Regions from separate parts of the Homo sapiens genome. Here all the other regions are linked to region 2. A link is a contact called in ENCODE Hi-C or POLR2A ChIA-PET data. All regions are on one chromosome and are shown on one strand. Each heading gives the region's core, a stretch centred on a gene start or an enhancer-like site at or near the end of the contact. The rest is flanking DNA. Distances are from core to core; before and after follow the strand shown.

Evidence for each region. A loop is a pair of places that touch in the nucleus more often than their neighbours do. ChIA-PET counts read pairs that join two places held with the same protein, here RNA polymerase II (POLR2A). Pooled maps may share reads with other maps.
Region 1: a loop to region 2 is called in a map of tibial artery, with 4 times the contacts of the local background. The contact joins the enhancer-like site here to the promoter of LIFR in region 2. A Hi-C loop is called at or near these places in 66 of 168 maps with a recorded cell type or tissue (A673, B cell, CD4-positive, alpha-beta T cell and 41 more), 37 of 37 single-sample maps with no recorded cell type and 46 of 50 pooled maps. POLR2A ChIA-PET finds 5 or more read pairs at or near these places in 6 of 52 experiments (AG04450, HEK293, HepG2 and 3 more).
Region 3: a loop to region 2 is called in a map of heart left ventricle, with 6 times the contacts of the local background. The contact joins the promoter of EGFLAM-AS5 here to the promoter of LIFR in region 2. A Hi-C loop is called at or near these places in 21 of 168 maps with a recorded cell type or tissue (HepG2, IMR-90, PC-3 and 15 more) and 20 of 50 pooled maps. POLR2A ChIA-PET finds 5 or more read pairs at or near these places in 3 of 52 experiments (AG04449, MCF 10A and naive thymus-derived CD8-positive, alpha-beta T cell).

Annotation. Positions count from the first base shown.
Region 1 is chr5:38,449,379-38,452,911 of GRCh38, reverse strand. EGFLAM (EGF like, fibronectin type III and laminin G domains) reads right to left here. Exons shown (of 22, transcript NM_152403.4): 19 at 1,454-1,597. All of the region lies in intron 1 of EGFLAM-AS5 (EGFLAM antisense RNA 5), which reads left to right. Among named protein-coding and RNA genes, the nearest start is that of EGFLAM-AS5, 17 kb to the left of the region's middle. Within about 2 kb of position 2,136, at least 2 of the 41 ENCODE cell types and tissues checked have a DNase peak (open chromatin) inside an H3K27ac peak, as active enhancers do; they include heart right ventricle, where a contact is called at or near this core.
Region 2 is chr5:38,555,358-38,558,880 of GRCh38, reverse strand. It overlaps LIFR (LIF receptor subunit alpha), which reads left to right and starts at 2,235. Exons shown (of 20, transcript NM_001127671.2): 1 at 2,235-2,547. LIFR-AS1 (LIFR antisense RNA 1) reads right to left here and starts at 2,095. Exons shown (of 9, transcript NR_103554.1): 1 at 1-2,095. It overlaps MIR3650 (microRNA 3650), which reads left to right and starts at 1,320; the gene lies at 1,320-1,379. RefSeq lists enhancers at 1,849-1,958, 1,311-2,094.
Region 3 is chr5:38,466,528-38,469,888 of GRCh38, reverse strand. EGFLAM-AS5 (EGFLAM antisense RNA 5) reads left to right here and starts at 1,523. Exons shown (of 2, transcript NR_199676.1): 1 at 1,523-1,650. RefSeq lists enhancers at 185-1,056, 2,424-3,361.

The DNA.
Region 1 (3,533 bases), core at 887-3,386, 110 kb after region 2:
GGTAAGAAGAGTGGGGAGAACTCATTCAGGTAATTCTTTAACCACTTCATAGCTATGCATTTGACAAATTTGGAAACAGTCTAAATTCACTTAAAAGAGGGAAGAACTTCTGGCACTGCGTTATCGGTAACACCCAAGAAGTATTTACAAAACTCTCATGTTGGGTGGATCTATTGAGACATGAATCTGTGCTTTGTTCCTCTGGCAGCAGGAGACTTGAAAGCAGGGATTCTCCTTCCCACAGCTACACAGCTAACAGGGAGCAGAGTCAGAATTTAAAGTCAGGGCTCCTGGAGCTTAGGGTTTTAGACCTCCCTGAGCTGCTGAGTCTTAGGCTGAGTACTCACTTCTATGCTTGGCCTTTGTGCTTGGCAGTATCCAAGTCTTCTTTCTGCCCCTTCCTAATTTATGAGTAGGGAACATGCAGCAGTAACACACTAGAACAAGGGCACAGAATTGTTCCTCACAGGGCTAGACGGTCAATTCCTAAGGCTCTGCCATGCAGTTCCTATTGAAGCTACTCAAGTGTGCCATTGTAGCATGAACATGGCCACAGGCAATATATAAATGAGAGAGTACAAGCCAGGCACAGTGATTCATGCCTGTAATCCCAGCACTTTGGGAGGCCGAAGCGGGTGGATCACCTGAGGTCAGGGTTTGAGACCAGCCTGGCCAACATGGTGAAACCCCGTCTGTACAAAAAATACAAAAAGCCAGACATGGTGGCACGTGCTATAATCCCAGCTACTAGGGAGGCAGAGGTAAGAGAATCACTTGAACCCAGAAGGCAGAGGTTGCAGTGAGCCGAGATTGCGCCACTGCACTCTGGCCTGGGCGACAACAGCAAGACCCTGTCTCAAAAAAAAAAAAAAAAAGTCCTGTTGGAATACTGCTGTACTCTTTTTTTTTTTTTTTTTTTTGAGATGGAGTCTTGCTCTGTCACCCAGGCTGGAGTGCAGTAGCGCGATCTCAGCTCACTGCAACATCTGCCTCATGGGTTCAAGCCATTTTCCTGCCTCAGCCTCCCTAGTAGCTGGGATTACAGGTGCCTGCCACCACACCCGGCTAATTTTTGTATTTTTTAGTAGAGATGGGGTTTCTCCATGTTGCTCAGGCTGGTCTCAAACTCCTGATCTTAAATGATCTGCCCACCTCGGCCTCCCGAAGTGCTAGGATTACAGGCGTGAGCCACTGTGCCCGGCCCCAGCAAGACTTTATTTACAAAAAAGAGTGGTGGGTCAGATTTGGCCTGCAGGCCATAGTTTGCTGACTGCTGCTCTATAAGATGAATGTTGGAAAGAAAGACCAGGAGCTTCCAATAAGCCTTGAAGCTTCAGGCTTCAGCCAATTCCAGCAGACTGTGTTCTGGCTCCCTTCTGAATCACTCTGGCATGATCTGCAATGTCTGAGAAAATCGCAAGGTGCTGCTGAAGGCAGATGGAGAGGGGGTTACCTGAACACGAGGGCTCCATCCCGAAGGCCCAAGGAAATGAAGTCGCTGTTGGGTCTCATGGGGCTGTCTCCCCTCCACAGCAAAAGGCCATCCTTGGCAGTTGTTTTAAACCTCATGAACACATTTGATCTTGATCCTGACACCCTGGAGGAAATACACAAATAAGTCCACCAAATCAACCACCAACATCTGTTTCCGAGTAATTCCAGTTTTGTCTGCCAGCCCTGAGGAACCAGATGTAAGGATAGTCTGGCACTTTCTGACACTTACTTCATTACCACGAGTCGCACCACGGGTCTAAAGGTCTGGACTGCTCACTCAGCAGCAGTCTCTCTCCCCAAGCACTGTGAACCCCACCAGAGAGCATTTGCTGAGTGACAGATTAGCAAGACTATGGCCAATGTCACAGCTTAGGCTGCACCCCCATACACACCTCATTCTTTTCTCTTTCCTGTTTTACTACTCAGGGGCCCCATTCCCCAACAGAAAGTGTGTTTCCTAATTACCAAGAGGTTCAAATTGGCAGCCACTCTGGGCTAGGACCACGGCTGTGGATGGCCAGCTCTGGCCGGTGACTGTCCTTGGGGACAAGGTCTAGACAGGGAAAATACCCAAGCGATGGCGTCTCAGACAAAGGAACAAGGCCTGATAGTGAATGGTCTGGAGTGGTGTTGAGGCAGAGCCAGGGTGGAGAAGAACAGGAAGCTTCGAGGAAAGGAGGGGTGCTCAGGCTAGGCCAGCTCCATGCTCTATAGCCACGGCTGGGAATAGGTTCACAGGCTGACATGCTCTTAGCAATGCTTGGGAATAGACTAGTTCAGAAATTCATTCTTATTAGTGTGATCAGTGTTTCATCTTGCACAGAGAAAAGAGGAAGGCTGAGGTCCTTGAATCAAGGGTGAGATAGGAGGAAACATAATTTAACATTGCTACTAGCATAATGTCATTGGAAAAGTTTCTTTGTCCATTCTCTAGTCACTTGAGCCATCCCTCTGTCTGTCTCACACACCTGGGTCTGTGTCTGCAGTGTCCTCAATCGTGAACAGTGGAGGGAACTATTATCTAGGCTTCCCAGAGCCTGAGCTCGTCAGGAAGAGACCAAGTTTGCATTTCCCATGCAGGGCCTCAGAACAGTGAGGGAAGAGCGAGGCCCCCCAGGCCAGGTTCAGCACAATCTAGCACTGACCCATTCCCTAGAGACCTGCTTTGCCCAGATTTTCGCTCAGGTTCCTTCCCTCTCCCATTTGCCTTGGGTATATTGATTGGTTACAAGCCAATCAAGAGGTTCTCATTTCTCTTGCCAGTGATTGGTTTAGGGGCAGGCATGTGGCAGCACAGAAGAGACACAATCATATCCCTTTTGTCCAATGAGATACAATTCTGGGAAGAATTCCTTCTCTTTTAAAAAGAGTCATATGAGAAAAAAAGTCTTTTGGACTTCCACTGGATGTAGTCAGAGTCATCTTATGTGCAGCTTATGGGCAGCTGGGGAGTGGCCTCTGGAGAAGACGCTGAGGACAGCAAGCAAGAAATAGGGATGAGATTGGAATATTTGAGGGTACAGCTGCTTCTCTTAATTAATCAACCCAAGATCCAGTGTAAGTCTGGACTCCTTGTGATATGAAATAGTAAATATCCCTCATGGGTAAGGCATTTTAAGCTGAACTTTCTGTTACTTGGCACCAAAGATATCTGACTGAAATAGACCCTGAACTTGACTTTTACCTGCAGCCTCACACACATGCATTTATACTTTCATATACATACACACACACACACACACATGCATGCGCACACACACATACACACACACTATGGCCCTTGAGGTAGCTGTGGTTTTGGGCCTCATGTCTCCTGCTCTCATCAAGCCCCTCTACTCCCCCAAACCACCTAGTGGTCTCTCACTAACCCCCAGAGACTGAAGGCTTGGGCCCCTTTCACGCTGTCACTGCTTTCTAGGGACTGAATGACCTTCCATCTTTGGAGAGAAAGGGCTGAAGAAGGAGGACGGTCTCTCTTGGCTGGGAATCCATTTTACCTAAGTCCCCATGCCAAGACAACGTAGATTAATACAACCTGG
Region 2 (3,523 bases), core at 986-3,485:
TCATCTTGAATTGTAATCCTCACTTGTTAGGGAGAGAAATGACTTGATTATGGGGACAGTTTTCCCGTGTTGTTCTCGTGATAGTAACTGAATTCTCACGCGATCTGACGGTTTTGTGTTTGGCAAGTTCCTCCGCTCACAATTCTTTCCGCTTCCTTGTGAAGAAGGTACTTGCTTCTCCTTCCACCACGATTGTTAAGTTTCCTGAGGTCTCCCCAGCCATGTGGAACTGTGAGTCAATTAAACCTCTTTCCTTTATAAATTACCCAGTCTCGCGCAGTTCTTTATAGCAGTGTGAGAACGGACTAATACACAGTATTTGCTTTTTCTTTAAGAGGACCACCCAAATTGCATAAATTGCAGGCCCCACAAAACCTGCATTACCCCCTAAGTGTGAGAATAGTACCTATTTCACAGGTGTGCTGTGAGGATTAAGAGGTAATGGACACATGGTGTGTATCAGGTGGATGTTAGCCATTATCACTACTCTGAATCTCCATCTTTCTATTATAGCAAGGCCACAGAAATGAGCATTTTATGTAATATTCTTAAAACTAAATTCTTCTCATGGAATGGGATTTTTCAACCCCAGGCAACAGGGCCACATCATGTTTTTCTTGGGCTCTAGGCCTTTTTGCCTTCGTTGAGCCCCTTACTCCATTAAAATATATATACATATACACACACACATATATACATACATTTTAAGATTGTATTAGCACAAAAACAAATATATTAATATATATTAAAATACTTTCTTAAACCTAAATTTTTTTTCCTTCTGATTTGAAAAGAAATTAAAATATTTTTTGTGGGCCTCTAAAAATATTGTGGACCTTAGGCACTGTGCCTAATGGAAAAGACAGTGACAGGATTGTGCAATATGAATAATGATAAATTTCCCAAACCATCAAGGACTCAAGAATAAGGGTAAACATCTTAAATGGGGTTGGTTTCGAGTACTTATAATAGAAAAATGTTATCCAAACAAGGTCTTAGGGGTAACAGGAGGCGTTTTTAGTGTTCAAAATACGCACATGGATGGAGTTGGCCATTAGGACGCTAATAGCGACCGTATCTAGCTGTGAAATACATATTTTTGTTTTGGGAGTCTACTTTTCAGTAAATGTCCTTTCAGGTGTTTTGTTGCCCATTTAATTACATGATCAACAAGGAAGAGTTATTTTACAAAACAAGCTTCATTTTGCCAATTTATAAATTGCTTTGGAGTTTCATCGAAAGGTCTTTAAAAAACACGTTGGCCTTGGTGCTGGTGCATCACATAAATCACAGATGAAACAAACAAGCCTGTTTCCTACTCAAGGTGTGTCTGTAGAGTCCTGACTGCGTGCCAGGGGCTCTGTCTGGCACATTTCTGAACTTTGCAAAATTAATTGTGCCGAAGAGAACACCATCAAACGCGTCCGGCATACAGCGTAAACATCTTCAGACCGTGATTCTGCGCCATCAAACGCTCTCCAGCTAATTTCATTTGGTGATTACTCTGCTAGAAAACCGAGGCCAAGTGAAACTGCGGAAATGGGAACAATGTACGGAGGAAAAATCTCACCCCATTAAGAGATCCGTTTCTTCTCCGCACAAATAAGCCCACCCCGCCTCCGAGGCAAGACTAGATGGCTCCAGGATACTCTCGGCGCGCCCGCTGGCCATCTCGGGCAGGGGAGCCCCACACCCGGCAGGAGGACCAGGACGCGAGCGGCGGCGCCTCGGCCCTGGGCTGTTTAGGTAATTCGCAAAGTCCCAACAATCATCCCCCTCTCCCAGAAGCTGGTTTTCTTGTGTGCAGTGGTTACAGAGGCGGCGAAAACACGGTTCCCCGCTTTCCTCTCCTCAAGGCACTGTTTGCAGCGGCAGCAGCGGCCGCATTCGGGGAGGCGCGGTCCTCCCCGCAGAGCCGTCGCGCACTCGGCCTTTCTCGAGGATTTGCCTGGGCTCGGCCGCCTCGCTCTCCCCTGCGCTTCCATGACCTTCTGAGAGCGGCCTCACCACCGGAGGCTCGGAGGAAGCACCACCCTCGGCGTCCGGGGCCCGTCGCGCGGCCGCGTTCCTCCGACTCCTTGGAGCACCCGCGCGCGCGGGCGCGCGGCCGGGGATCGGCGGGGGCGCGCGGGTTGGGGCGGGGCCGGGGCCGGGGGCAGGGGCGGGTCAGGGGCGGGGCCGGGCCCGCTGCGCCCCCAGCCGAGCGGCGTGCAGGCGCCGCCCCCGCGCGCCGCAGTCCCGGCTGGAGCGACTCGGCCGTGGCGGTGGCCGTTACCGTTGCCTCTGGGAGGCTCTGGCGGCGGCGGCGGCCCGCGGGGTTCGCGGAGCGCAGCGGGCCGCCCTTCGCCCGTGGCCGCCTCAAGCAGCCTCGCGCCGACACAGGGGAGGCGAGACGGCGGCTGCGGAGGCGGCGGCGCATTGTGCCCGGCCCCCTCCTTGGCGGCTCCTGCCCCCGGGCGGCTGTGGGATCTGGGCAGCCCCGGGGCGGCGGCCGAGGCTACAGAGCCGGCGGCAGGGGATGGCAAGATAGCGGCGCGGGAGCGTACCGTGAGTCCTGGGGGCGGGTGGGCGCGGCGCGGAGCAGGGGAGCCGCGGAGCCCCGAGCGGGGTCCCCAGGGGCGGCCCGGGCGGGGTGGGGCAGCGCTCCCAGCTCTGCGGAGCGTCCTAGGGGAGTGACCCCGGAGAGCGCCGCTCCGGGTCCCGCCGCTCTCCGCGCGCCCTTGGGTCACCCTCGTGTCCTGGGGGACGCGGACTCCAGCGCCCAGAACTTCTGCCCCACGCAGGGCAGTGAGTTCTGAGGCCAGAGGTTACCTGGGGGATGGGAGGGAGCTTGAAATGTTTTTCCTTCGGAGAGGTGACCTGCCAGGTGATTTCGTGCCCCTCTGCTTCAACTCCCCTTTAAACCTGTTCCTCGTCCTTTCTGTATCCGTAGTGCATTTGACTTACCTGTATTTTTATGTGCTAACTTCCGAAGGTGGTGTACTGGTTAAACCCAAAGTTAAAGTGTTGGAGGTCAAAGTTAGGCTTTGTGAAAGATGCCATTTCTGTTATGTTGTGTAAAAGCACAAAGCTGGATTCAGGAGTTCTGAGCGACACAAAACTGCACATCACGTGTTCTGAATTTACATGATTAATCTGAATTAATGTGATTTTTGCCCCCCACCCCCCACATTCCGCTACCAAAAATATATGAGGTCTTTTATTTGCAGTTGGGTATCTTTGTGTTCCTTTTTGAATGTTTAATGCAGTCAAATATTGTTATAACCTGTATTGTTATTGAGTGGCATTTATATGGAAATCGGTTCTTTGCATTTCTTTTTATGTGTCTTTAAAAGATACATTCTTTCAACAGAAAAGTTTCAGTTTAAAGTTTGTCTTCCGATTCCTGTTCAGTTTCAGATTAGTTTTTAATTTTAAAAAGTATTTGCTTGAAGTAAGATTAATGTGATATAGTAGTATCGTTTAGGCAGGGGTCCAGAAATGGTACAGAAATTAAATTTAAGGCAAACCTTTCCTTTTCACA
Region 3 (3,361 bases), core at 274-2,773, 88 kb after region 2:
ATCCTCTTACCTCTCTAGCCCCGTGTGGAGCTGGAACAGAGATCGCCCAGGCTTCTTTCATTTCTGAGGTGGTGTGAATGTGACCTGGACAAGCAATCGGCTTGTGTTCCACTTTCCACTGTATTAGACAGGGCCCCCCATTTCATTCTGAACCCCCACAGTTGCTCTCTGAACCCCACGTTCAGTGAGAACATGGAATGCTACCGGCAGGGCCGGAAGTCACCACGCACTGAGCCTTGCGACCCCTGCGGCCCCATACCCCTCTCCTCCCACAGCTCTCTCTGCCTCATAGTCCATTTTCTCTGCCTCCGCTTTCTTTTGGCCAATTTCCTAACAGGGCTTTCCTTAGCTAAGCCCCTGGCCTGGTGCCTCTTACTTTTGTTATTAAGTGAGTATAAACGGCAAATTTCTTGAGCCTCCCTGGCCTTCCTTCGAAGAGACATTCCAACTCAAGTCCTCTCCTAGCCAAGTCAGAACTGCAGCCCCTTGGCAGCAGGCTGTTCGGGGAGGTCATAGCCCCGGGCTGGGCCCTGGCTTGTAGGTGAGCAGCTGGGACATCGGGGGAGGCCATGCCACATGCTGGGAAATTTCTATGCCTCTGGACACCATTTGCATCTTGAGCAAAACTGAAAGACAAGATGGATAAATAGAAAAGAAGAGACATCCTCCCAGGGGCTGAGACATAATGTTCTCTCTCCCGTCTTTCCAGGAAATGGCAAGTGCTCCTGGGAGCTACGAACTTTCTAGGACAAAGATGCCTCAGCAAGAGCAAGCGGGAAGAAGAGGAGCGGCAGGGGAGGCCTTTCCCAGCTGCCTTCCCTGTTCTTTCAGCTCGTGGCTTGGCTGGGGCGAGGCAGGGGCCCAGGGGAACACGCTGCTGGGCAGAAATAGCTTGCAACCACTCCCCAGGGTTATGGAGGTTATTTGTGGAGATGAAAGCAAAGGAGGGAAGGGAAAAGAATTTAACCTACACCCAGTTGCCCGTAGAGGGGCCTGAATCCCACCCTGCTGGACTAGCTCTTTAGTTTCTGCTTTCAGATTTGCTCAACCCAGAGTCCCTGCAACAGAAGGCCTTTGAAAGAAGGCAGATTCAGGGCTGTGATGAGAAACTGGCATGCGTTGGCAAGCAGACTCTTGGGACATGGCCTTTGTCCGAATCTCCCTCACTTACACGACTATACTGCAGACGACAGCTAACCCAAGGGAGCCTCAGAATGTCCCTCAACAATGCGGGTGTCCCTGGGCAGACTGCACCTGACCAGAGGTCAGGGTGAGGGCAGAAAAGCTCCACGGGACAGCATCGTGGCTGCGTCCTCGTGATGGGACCATGGGCAAGTCACCCAGTCTTTGTGGCCAGTGTCTGTCTTCCTAAGTCAAATAGGCCATGCCCATCTGCTCCAGCCATCATAGGAGGAGGACTGTTATGAAGATCAAATATGTGAACATTCTTTGACTGTGAGGTTGCGGTGCGGTTACTCACAGGGCCTAGCCCAGAAGCCAGCTGATGCTGTTGCATTGGATTAGTCATTTTGCTGGCCCGAACATAGCCACCTGTAAGCTGGAACTTCCTTACGGCAGCCTGTCACTTCCACGGGACCCACCAGCTTAAATGCCGGCAGCCCTGGGACTTCTGGCCTCACAATGGTTGAGGTAGGGCTGCTTACATTTCCCTTCTCTGTTTAGCGTGTGCCGGATAAGTCCCTAGTTCGGATACCGTCGGACGACCCACATCTCCATGTTGACAAATAACGTGGGAGTGGGCTAAAGCTGTACGACCCCTGATTTCAGATTCTAATTTTGATTCCATGCTGGCAGCTCTCTCCCCACTGCAGGGAGAAAGTGCTGGAGAACGTCGTTCCCGCCTTTGATAAGCTAATCTTACCCCCTTCTCAGCTAAGGGTCTGGGCGGTGGTGGGCACGCCCGGACTGACCCCCAGCTCCAAGGGCAACTACTATGCGTTCCTGGACTGGGCAGGAGCTGGAAGAGGCAGGGAGGAGGTGGGAAGCGGCTCATGCCTTGTCCAGGCTCCTCTCCTAAAGTATTGTCTTTCCGCTTGGAGCTGGAATTCTCTGCCTTTATTTTCTCGGAGCTGGGCCTCTGCAGGCTGCCCCTCGGTCATTCCCTCCCAGGAAGAACGGCCTTCTGGGGTGGGGGTTGCTGTCGGAGCTCAGAGAGGCTGGGGGCCCCCCTACTGCCTATTCTTCCTCCTTTGGGAACTCACAGTGCTAAAAACAAGCTTTCTGAGAACCATATTTTTCTGGGTTAAAGGTGAAAAATGCAGCGTTTCCTCCAAGTGGAAAGCCCTGGGCCTGCCAGCTCCAACTCCGGGCGCTTTTCCGAGCTCCTTCCTCCCACGCAGGGAGGGGGTAGCAGCTCCTGCAGGGCCAGGGGAGGAGGTGGGCAGGGAGGAAGGAGAGGGGGCAGCAGCAGGAAAGCGCCAGTGCCCGTGCCAGCAGGGCAGTCTGTGTGTGGACACCAGCCGGCCTGTTTGTGTTGGAGGGCCGGGAGAAGGGAGCAGGACTGGGTCAGGAAATGAAAGACAAATACCAGGGTGGGAGAGTGGCACGGCCTTCAGAGCGGCGGGCAGGCCGGGGCAGCTGCCTGGGCAGCCGCAGAAGGGGGACACAGAAGACCCCCACAGACCTTCCTGAGAGAAATCCTGAGGTGGGGCCTCCAGGAACATGCAGGGTTATGGGAGGCCATCTTAATAGGAAAAGCAAGGACATCCTCACCCCACACCCGGTCACCCTTGCTTCGAACATGTGGGAGGTTCCGGGGAATTTCCTCAGACCCTGATTGTGGGAGAAAAGCTTTTCAGGATCCCGTGCCCCACTCCATCCTTCCTCCCTAGGACAGGGACTGCTGTTAGCCTCTGAGCTCCCTGGCGACACCCCAAACCTTTCTCTTCAGCCAAGAGCCTGGCCAGCCTTCAACATGCTCTCCCCACAGCGGCTACCCAAAAGCCAGGCACAGATCCCATCTTCCAGCCGGTCCAGTCCCTCCTCCTCAGAACAGCAACGGGGCCAGCTGCCAAGTGTCAGGGAGCATGTGGAAGGAGGGCAAGGGGAAGAGAGGGCACCGCATTGCGATGGGGGAGGGCGGGTGCTGCTCGCATCAGGCCTGGCCTGGCTGGGCACTGAGAACATCATGGACCTCGCCTCCAGCCCCAAGGGTTAAAGAAGGTCGGAGAAGACCTATGGCCAGGGGGTCACGGCCTCCCTACTGCACCCTGCTGTGAATGACGTAGGACTTGCTGGGGTAGACCGATTGCATCAGCAGTGACGCTTTTCCACTGCTCCTGAGTCCATGCCCTCCACCGGGCAGCTTGGTAGTTCTCTCATGCTGGAGAAGAGCCCATAT